2 separate regions of the Homo sapiens genome follow, and region 2 is linked to region 1. The links are chromatin loops, found by intact Hi-C in ENCODE. Cell type or tissue: HCT116. All regions are shown on one strand.

Region 1 (5,000 bases):
TGAAACCCAGCCTCTACTAAAAATACAAAAATTAGGTGTGGTGGCGGGCGCCTGTAAACCCAGCTACTTGGGAGACTGAGGCAGGAGAATTGCTTGAACCCGGGAGGCAGAGGTTGCAGTAAGCCAAGATTGGGCCATTGCACTCCAGCCTGGGCAACAGAGTGAGACTCCGTCTCAAAAAAAAAAAAAAGAAAAAGGCCGGGCACAGTGGCTCACACCTGTAATCCCAGCACTTTGGGAGGCCGAGGCGGGCAGATCACGAGGTCAGGAGATACAGACCATCCTGGCTAACACGGTGAAACCCTGTTTCTACTAAAAAGACAAAAAATTAGCCGGGCGTGGTGGTGGGCACCTGTAGTCCCAGCTATTTGGGAGGCTGAAGCAGGAGAATGGCATGAACCCAGGGGGCAGAGCTTGCGGTGAGCCGAGAACGCACCACTGCGCTCCAGCCTGGGCGACAGAGCGAGACTCCGTCTAAAAAAAAAAAAAAAGGCTGGGCAGCACAGTGGCTGACGCCTGTAATCTCAGCACTTTGGAAGGCCAAGGCGGGCAGATCATGAGGTCAGGAGTTCGAGACCAGCCTGGCCAACATAGTGAAACCCCCATCTCTACTAAAAATACAAAAATTAGCCGGGCGCGGTGGTGCGCACCTGAAGTCCCAGCTACTTGGAGGCTAAGGCAGGAGAATCACTTGAACCTGGGAGGCGGAGGTTGCAGTGAGCTGAGATTCGAAAATTGGGCTATTGCACTCCAGCCTGGGCGACAGAGTGAGACTCTGTCTCAAAAAAGAAAAACAAAAGAGAAGAAAAAAGAAAAGAAAAGAAAAAGGAATACTGGAGACTGGGTAATTTATAGAGAAAAGGGCCTTAATTGGCTCATGGTTCTGGTGGCTTCTGCTTCTGGGGAGGCCTCAGGAAGCTTCCAATCATAGTGGAAGGCGAGGCGGGAGCAGGCATCTCACACGGTGGGAGCAGGAGGAAGGGAGGGAGGAGGTGCTACTCACCTTTACACAGCCAGATCTCACGAGAACTCACTCGTTATCCCAACGACAGTGCCAAGGGAGATGGTGCTGAGCCATTCATGATAAACCACCCCCAAGATCCAAGTCGCCTCCCACCAGACCCCACCTCCAACACTGGGGAATGAGATTTGGTGGGGACACAGATCCAGACCATATTAGACTTGTTTATTTTGCAACTAACACGTGAATCAACGCAGTTAACCCAGGAAACCATGTTTCTAAAGTATGGGGCCATGGGTATGGCCTTGGAGCTCTTGTCAAAACCCCTCCCACACCTCTCTGGCCGGGGATCTGCTTTTGTGTTTTTTGTTTTGTTTTTTGTTTTTGAGACAGAGTCTCACTCTGTTGCCCAGGCTGGAGTGCAGTGGCGCGTTCTCGGCTCACTGCAACCTCCACCTCCCGGGCTCAAGCGATTCTCTCACCTCAGCCTCCGAAGTAGCTGGGATGACAGGCGCGCCACCACGCCCAGCTAGTTTTGCATTTTTTAGTAGAGACGAGCGTTCCCTGCGTTGGCCAGGCTGGTCTCGAACTCCTGACCTCAGCGATCCCCCTGCCTCCCAAAGTGCTGGGAAGGCGTGAGCCACCGCGCCCGGCCCAGGAATCTGCTTTCGAACTCATTGCCCAGGAACATCTTCTTCCCTGGCTTAACTTTCCTGAAAGTCCTTACTGGTGACTAACTTCCAAATTAACACTGACCTCCTGCTGCTGGAGGGATGCAGGCAGCCCCTAGCCGTAGTGGGGGCAGTTTGGGGGTGTGCGTGGGAGGCTTCGGGGCAGGTAGCACTGGGGCAGGCGGTGCTTGTGGGGGGCCCAGTGATCCAGGCCCCGACACCCCCTCTGCCTTGCAGGTGCCCAAGCCCGGGGCGGACGTGCCCCACCCGTGGGGCCTGGAGCTGCAGGCCTCCCTGTCTCCACACTTCAATCTGCAGGGGCTGTGTGGCCTGGTGCCTGAAGGCACACTGCCCGGGGCGCCCTGGAGAGGCGCAGTGGCGCTGGCAGCCGAGGTTCCAGAGCGCACGGTGGCGCAGTGGCTGGCGGAGGCCTGCACGCAGCCGCCGGAGGAGTTCGTGTGGGCTGTGGCCCTGCTGCTGCTGCAGCTGAGCGCGGCCCTGAAGTTCCTGGAGGCGTGGGGCGCGGCCCTAGTCGAGTTGCGGCCGGAGAACTTGCTGCTGGTGGCACCTCGGGGCTGTGCGACGACGGGGCCCCCACGCCTGCTCCTCACTGACTTTGGCCGCGTCTGTCTGCAGCCCCCTGGACCCCCGGGATCCCCGGGCCCCCACGCGCCGCAGCTGGGCAGCCTCCTCCGAGCGCTGCTCAGCCTTGCTGCGCCCTCGACCACGCCTTTGGCCGCGGGCCTGGAGCTCCTGGCAGCACAGCTGACCCGCTTGCGGCCCTCGGCGTCCCGGACGCGGGGCGCGCTGCAGGCGCTGCTCTGGGGGCCCGGGCCTGAGCTGCGCGGCCGCGGAGCACCGCTTGGTCCCTGGCTCCGAGCGCTCGGGCCCTGGCTGCGGGTGCGCCGCGGGCTGCTGGTCCTGCGCCTAGCAGAGCGGGCCGCAGGTGGGGAAGCTCCCAGCCTCGAGGACTGGCTGTGTTGCGAATACCTGGCCGAGGCCACCGAGTCCTCGATGGGCCAGGCCCTGGCGCTGCTGTGGGACTGACCCCAACCCAGGGCGAACACACCTGGTCCAGGCCTGCCCAGGAGGCAGGGCTGGGGCTGAGGTCAGCGTCTCCATGATAGCCAAGACACCCTCTTCCTGCAGAGTCCAGGAGCGCAGCAGAGAGAGCAATGCCCCACTCCAGAGCCTCCCCTCCCGTGCTGGGGATGTGGGTCAAGGGCTTCCCAGGAATGCAGCTGCCCCTCCAGGGCTGGGGGCTGGCCAGCGCCTCCTGTGTTGGGCAGCAGCTCTCTGAAGCCAGGGCCCCCACGCCACTTCCAGGTGTGGACAACCCCGCTGATCAATGTCTCTCTGTGTTCTGCCTTCCCCAGCAGCCAGGGCGCTCTTCCGCGTGGGTTCTGTCATTGTCTCCATGAGAGGCCAATGCCGGGACCAGAGGCATTCCTGGCTCTGGAGCACCCCCTTGTGCTGAAGATGGCCAGTGATTTTGGGCATGTGAATGCCCCTGTCCCTGGTGGAGAATTGCTTGGTGGTGTCACGGGAAGGGAAGGCTCCCTGGGACCTTAGACACCCAGCTCATCTCAGCGGGGTCTGGACTCACCTTCCCTAAAACAGTCCCCGCGGTTCCCTGCCACCTCCCCTCAATCCCTCTGCGCCCACCCTGCCTCCCTCCCTGTTCCTCCGTGACACACCAACTTCTTTCGCGCCCCCAAGCATTTGTGTAGGCTGTTCCCTCTGCCATACTGTTCCAGTTCCACTTTCTTTTTCTTTTTTTTTTTTTTTTTTTTTTGAGACGATCTCGGCTTACTGCAAGCTCCGCCTCCCGGGTTCACGCCATTCTCCTGCCTCAGCCTCCCGAGTAGCTGGGACTACAGGCGCCCGCCACCACGCCCGGCTAATTTTTTGTATTTTTAGTAGAGACGGGGTTTCTCCGTGTTAGCCAGGATGGTCTCCATCTCCTGACCTCGTGATCCGTCCGCCTCGGCCTCCCAAAGTGCTGGGATTACAGGCGTGAGCCACCGCGCCCGGCTACAGTTTCACTTTCTCTAAACAAATAAAGGTGCCCACTCTGGGCCATCGCTAGCTCCTTACCCTGCGTTCTCCGCCCACTCTCAGGAGCATTTATTCCTCTGTTACTGTCCACAAGGCTGTGAGTTCCCTGGGGGCAAAGGCCAGGCTTGGCACACAGTAGGTGCTCACTTAATACCACAGGATGATGTAATAAACAGGCACAGAGGAGACTCACTGGAGGGGGATGGAGTCTTCCTTTATGCCTCTGACACACTGCACTGCCCTTGCCTGTGGCTTCCTTCCTGGAGACTCAGAGTTGCCCCTCCATTCCATTCCCCATGGCAGTCCTGGGAGGATCTTTCCAACCCCAGATATGAGGTCCCTCTCCAGCTCAAACACCTCCCATGGCTCCCCAGTGCCTCAGAATACATACAGGGCTCTTCCAAAGTCTCCTCAGAGTCTCCAACCCCATGTCGTTCATCCCTGGAGGTTACTTTCCAGCCTCCACGCCTTTGCCCAAGTTGTTTTTTACACCAGAAAACAGCCCCCTCTACTCTGCTTCATACTCCTATTCATCCTGCATGGCCTCAGCTCTAATGCCCCTTCTCTGCATTTGCGCTGCCCAAATGAGCTGGGGGTATCTGTGTCCAGGTTTGTCCTCCCGGCCGACCCCACCACCGCTCAGACGGCTGAATATCCCCCCGGCCCGCTCGCCAAGTCTACAATCTTTTCGAGTTCCTCCTTTCCTCCTCTTTCCAGCCGGTTTCCCGGCCAGGCCTGGCCCTGATTTTCCGGGTGGCGCTCCCGGATGCGGCCGGCAGGTGGCGCTGCGGCCGGGCAGACGGCGGGGTTGCAGACCCGGAAGCGCTCCAGGCCACGACCCCGCCGGAAGTGCTGCTGCCCCGAACGGCGCTGCAGGTCCCTAGGGGCGGCCAGTAACACGGCGAACTCAAAAGTTGAGTTGGGAGCACAGACATCCCCATGCGCAGGCCCAGGCTGGGGCGGAAGGGGACGCGAGGCAGGAAGGGGCTTCAAGCGAGCAGTGGCAAGGCTGGCGCCAAGCTGAGGGCCCGGCCTCCCAGCCCAGGGGGTCTCCTCCGTGGGAGGGGTCCCGCAGCTGCCTGGGTGCCAAATCCCCCGCGACCCCTCCACCCAGGGCCCTCTGTGGTCCCAGGCACTCCTCCCACCAGTCCCCAGCGTCACCACCACAGAGCCAGGTGCATCGGGTGTAATCACTTTATTGGCTTTTGGAGAGCAATGGAGGGGATTAATACCTCATCTTTCCAAGTTAAAAGACTAAGACTGTTTCCAAAAGACTCCAAATAAGAAACTTCTCCTCAAAGTACAAGGAT
Region 2 (5,000 bases), 340 kb before region 1:
GGGTTCAAGCAATTCTGCCTCAGCCTCCTGAGTAGCTGGGATTACAGGCACCCGCCACCATGCCCGGCTAATTTTGTATTTTTAGGAGAGACGGGGTTTCTCCCTGTTGGTCAGGCTGGTCTCAAACTCCTGACCTGAGGTGATCCGCTCGCTTTGGCCTCCCAAAGTGCTGGGATTATAGGCATGAGCCACCACACCCAGCCTTTCTTTGTTTGTTTTTTAATAGAGATGGAGTCTCTAGCCTGGCTAACATGACAAAACCTCATCTCTACTAAAAATACAAAAATTAGCTGGGCACGGTGGCACACGCCTGTAATCCCAGCTACTCGGGAGGCTGAGGCAGGAGAATCGCTGGAACACGGGAGGCAGAGGTTGCAATGAGTCGAGATCGTGCCATTGCACTCCAGCCTGGGCAGCAGAGCGAGACTCCGGCTCAAAATAATAATAATAAATTAGAGATGGGGTCTCACTATTTTGCCCAGGCTGGTTTTGAACTCCTGAGCTCAAGGGATCCTCTCGCCTCAGCCTCCCAAAGCACTGGGATCACAGGTGTGAGGTGCCATGCCTGGCCCACACCAGCTGTGTTTAATCAATGCTGGGCAGCCCTGCAGCTTGGTGACATCAGTGGGCCACTGGCTACTGGGTGTTTTTTCCATCCTGCCCTGTTCCCTGCTGGCACCAGGGGAAAAAGGCCCATACAGGAGTCTGTTCCAGGTCACCAGATCCTGGGGTGGCCCGTAAGGATTTGAAGGGGACAGGAGGCGCCCCTTTGCCGAGGCCCTTCACTGTGTCAGGCACATTGCTGGCTGCCGTGGGTGCACAATCTTAGGGAACCCTCCTGCCTCCTCCGCCTTGCTGCTTCCTTGCAAAGAAAATTTCCCACTGCAGAGGGCAGCTTAATTGCTCAGCAGTGGCTCTTCAGAATCTCACAGATGGGCCAGGCGTGGTGGCTCATGCCTGTAATCCCAGCACTTTGGGAGGCCGAGGCGGGCAGATCATGAGGTCAGGACATCGAGACCATCCTGGCTAACATGGTGAAACCCCATGTCTACTAAAAATACAAAAAAATTAGCCAGGCGTGGTGGTGGGTGCCTGTAGTTCCAGCTACTCTGGAGGCTGAGGCAGGAGGATCACTTGAGCCCAGGAGGCTGAGGTTGCAGTGAGCTGTGACTGCACCACTGCACTCCAGCCTGGGCAACAGAGCAAGACCCTATCTCAAAAAAAAAAAAAAAAAAAAAAAAAACCGGAAAAGACAAAGAAAATAGGATGAGGTGGCACCAAGAGGACAGAGTCTGTGCCACGTGGTGTCCAGGAAGGTCTCTAAGGAGAGGACATCCTTGCCGACCCCTGCAGGATGGGGAGGAGCATTGAAGGCAGGAGGAAGGACATTCTGGAGGGCTCCCTGGAGGCGGAGGTCTGGGGGAGCCTGAATGGTGGGAACCTGGGAGGTGGAGTTTGCAGTGAGCCGAGATCGCGCCACTGCACTCCAGCCTGGGCGACAGAGCGAGACTCCGTCTCAAAAAAAAAAAAAAGAGTGTCACAGATGGCACCTTCAGACCAGACAGTGGCCGCCCAGTACCCCGAAAGTGGCCTAGAAAGCGGGGCTATTCCACACACCTTGCCCAGCCCAGCACTGAAGCCAGGGAAGGAGGGCTTGGGCAGGAGCCGCGGCACAAATCACAGCTGCAAGTTCTGGCTCTGCCAATGGCTACGGGGTGACCTTCAACAATCAGCTGCCTGCCTCCTGCCTCAGTGCCTTGTTTAAAAGCTGAGGAACGCCTTGGCATTGAGAATTGATGTGTGATGCAAGATGGGGCAGCCGCCTTGGAAACCAGTCTGGTGGTTCCTCAAAAGGCTGAACGCGGAGTCGCCACATGACCCAGCAATTCCGCTCCTAGTTATCTGCCCAGAGGAATTGGAAGCAGGTGTTCAAATAGAACCTTGCCACAAATGTTCATACAGTACGATTCACAATGGCTAAAAGGTGGAAATGACCCAAGTGTCCGTCCGTGGGTAAATAGATAAACAGCGTGGCCCTCCACACACTGGAACGAGACTCAGCCGTGAACGAGACTCTGACCCAGGCCACGTGCAGCCTGGATGCCCCTTGAGGATGTCACACTCAGTGAGAGATGCCAGATCCAAAAGGCCACACAGTGTGTCATCCTATTTCTATGAAATGTCCAGGACAGGCCAGTCTAGAGAGGCAGGAAGGGGATGTGTGGGTGCCAGGGGCTGGGGAGGGGGATGGGAAGTGACAGCTGATAGGGATGGGGTGTCTTTTTGGGGGGCTGAGAATGTTCTAGAGCTAGCTAGAGATGATGGCTGCACGAATGCCACTGGATGTCTGGAAAGGGAGCTTTTTTGTTGTGTGCATTTCACCACACATGTGCCTGAGACCCGACGTGCAGGGCCCCCCTGCGGGTACACAGAGGGCAGGGAGAGGGTGCTAGGGAAAGTCGCCGCACCTGCTTTCTGGCGACCATGCTCAGGCTGTAGCTGGGGGAACTCTCTTCCCGCCCTCCTGGGACCTCTCGAGCCTCTTGAGTCTGCTCCCAGTGCCGTTCACCGGGTGGTGAGGATGTGGTCTCGCAACAGACGCCTGCAACGGACCCACCTGTGCGAGGCTGGCCCCCTTTACCCCGGGGGTAGGCGCGGGGCCCGAGTTCCCTGGGTGGATTCTGCATTGCACTTGCCGGCCTTTAGATGTCGCTGTGGCCGTGGCCTTCGCTGGCCTTAGGCTGCGAGCTTCTGTCTGATTCGCACCTTTCTCATTCAGGATCCACACACTGCTGCAGTCCGAGTTTCTTGGCATAGCCAGGGTCCCTTGATCTTCCCCCTCACCAATTAATTAAATCAGGATCTCTCCTGCTAGGTACTGTGGACATCTGGGGCTAGATCCTCTGGGGTCTGGCCATCCTGGGCACTGCAGGGTGCTGAGTGGCGTCCTGGCCTCCACCCACTCCATGCCGGGAGCACCTCCAGGCATGACAACCACAAATGTCCCCAGACATTGCCCAGTGTCCCCTGGGGGCAGGATCACCCCTGATTGAGACCCCCCGCCCAGGTTAGGGGAATCCACAGATTCCCCAAGAGACTCTGCATTCCGTGACCATCTCTCCTACTGAGGTCCCAGGAGGCTGCACACATTGAAATCCACACCCTGAGTGGGGAGGGAGAGAGGAGGAAGAGTCCCAGGAGCTGGGGGTCCCCCTGGTTTATGCCATCTGCCCCGTCGGGAGTTTATTCTTGTATCTACTGTGAGCAGGAGCGGGGACAGATTGCATTCTCCCCAAATAATTAATGCAGGATCTCCCCCTCTCCAGGTAGTGTAGACACCTGCTCTTCCAATGAGGCAGTGGCTTGAGACAATGGACTTTAGATGAGGGGCTGAGAGCCCAAAGCCCCCCTATGTGTTAATTCAACACCTAATTCAACGTATAGTTCAAGCAAACTCACCTAATTCAACGTAGGTGCTAATTCAGCAAGAGACTGTGCAGCCTGTAGCAGGAAGTAGGCTGCAGCCACCAGCCGGGTTAAACTTGCATCAGAAATTCTTTGTCTGAATTCCTTTTCCACGTCCCTTAAACACCATCCCTTTCCCTGGCTGGTTCTACCTGGCTGCAGGGCCATGTTGGGACACTCAGGGCCTGGGGCACATTTGCCCTCCTAGGCTACCTCCTCCGCTCTAAAAATGTCCGACGTTGGCCAGGCACCGTTGTTCACATCTGTAATCTCAACACTTTGGGAGGCCGAGGCGGACGGATCACCTGAGGTCAGGAGTTCGAGACCATCCTGGCCAACATGGTGAAAACCCGTCTCTACTAAAAATACAAAATTAGCCGGGTGTGGTGGTGGGTACCTGTAGTCCCAGCTACCCAGGAGGCTCAGGCAGGAGAATTGCTTGAACTGGGAGGTGGAAGTTGCAGCGAGCCGAGATCGCACCGCTGCCTGGGCGACACAGCAAGACTCTCAAAAAAAAAAAAAAAATTTCTCAAAAAAAAAAAAAAATTCTAAGCTGTATTTTACAATTGTCTTGGCATAAAGACAAACAGAATCCAGGCTGGATTCATGATTATACACTCACAAGTATTTTATTCATCTTTTGTCGACTGGATTTTAAAACATTTCCAGGAACCCTGGACCTGGGGCTTTTGTGCCGTGGGAGCCTGGGTCCTGCCTGGGGGGGGTCCTGGCTTCAGTCTTCTCACTGAGGCCCCTCCCCTCTCCCAGGCTGGGTCACCCCGATATGAAATGCCCAGGTCCCAGACACACCTTCTTTGCAGGCTGCTACCCTGGAACTGTTTTTAAATGTGGGTGATGCTGCCCCCCAGGGGGCACTGGGCGATGTTTGGGGACGTGTGGTTATCACAACTGGGATGCTCCTGGCATGGAGTGGGCGGAGGTCAGAGATGCTGCTGAGCACCCTGCAGTGCCCAGGATGGCCCCACCCCAGAGAAGGATGGGGCCCCAGGGGAGACCGTAGACCAAAGTCAATCCAATTATTAAAAAGAAAGAAAGATTTGGCCGGGCGCGCTGGCTCACACCTGTAGTCCCAGCACTTTGGGAGGCCAGGGTAGGCGGATCACGAGGTTGAGAGATCGAGACCATCCTGGCCAACATGGTGAAACCCGGTCTCTACTAAAAATACTAAAATTAGCTGGGCGTGGTGGCGGGTGCCTGTAGTTCCAGCTACTTGGGGAGGCTGAAGCAGGAGAATCGCTTAAACTCGGGAGGCGGAGGTTGCAGTGAGCTGAGATCACACTACTGCACTTCAGCCTGGTGACAGAGCGAGACTCCATCTCAAAAAAAAAAAAGATTTTTATTTTTATTTACTTTTACTTTTACTTTTTATTTTTTTAGAGACAGAATCTCCCTCTGTCGCCCAGGCTGGAGAGCAGTGGCGCGATCAACGCTCAGTGCAGCCTCCACCTCCCCGGTTCGAGCGATTCTCCTGCCTCGGTCTCCTGAGTAGATGGGATTACAGGCGCCCGCCAGCA

Evidence for each region. Hi-C counts contacts between places; a loop is a spot of excess contacts. Peaks named below come from ENCODE experiments on the same cell type or tissue, not always from the same donor. Only the 100,000 strongest peaks of a DNase experiment are listed, where the experiment ranks them.
Region 2: a loop joins it to region 1, with 7 times the contacts of the local background. A loop is called at or near these places in 15 of 110 quality-filtered maps.

The regions. Positions count from the first base shown.
Region 1 is chr19:2,273,359-2,278,358 of GRCh38, reverse strand. OAZ1 (ornithine decarboxylase antizyme 1) reads right to left here. Exons shown (of 5, transcript NM_004152.3): 5 at 4,871-5,000. PEAK3 (PEAK family member 3) reads left to right here. Exons shown (of 4, transcript NM_198532.3): 4 at 1,870-3,728. The coding sequence ends at 2,679. Among named protein-coding and RNA genes, the nearest start is that of PEAK3, 6.3 kb to the left of the region's middle. RefSeq lists enhancers at 2,374-3,308, 4,113-4,252 and a silencer at 4,633-4,882. In HCT116, CTCF peaks have their summits at 3,109 (motif pointing left) and 4,450 (motif pointing right); DNase peaks (open chromatin) are centred at 3,107 and 4,528; H3K4me3 peaks cover 829 bases; H3K27ac peaks cover 2,419 bases.
Region 2 is chr19:2,611,698-2,616,697 of GRCh38, reverse strand. The region is part of intron 2 of GNG7 (G protein subunit gamma 7); the gene reads left to right. Among named protein-coding and RNA genes, the nearest start is that of MIR7850, 17 kb to the left of the region's middle. In HCT116, a CTCF peak has its summit at 2,706; no DNase peak of the experiment used is centred here.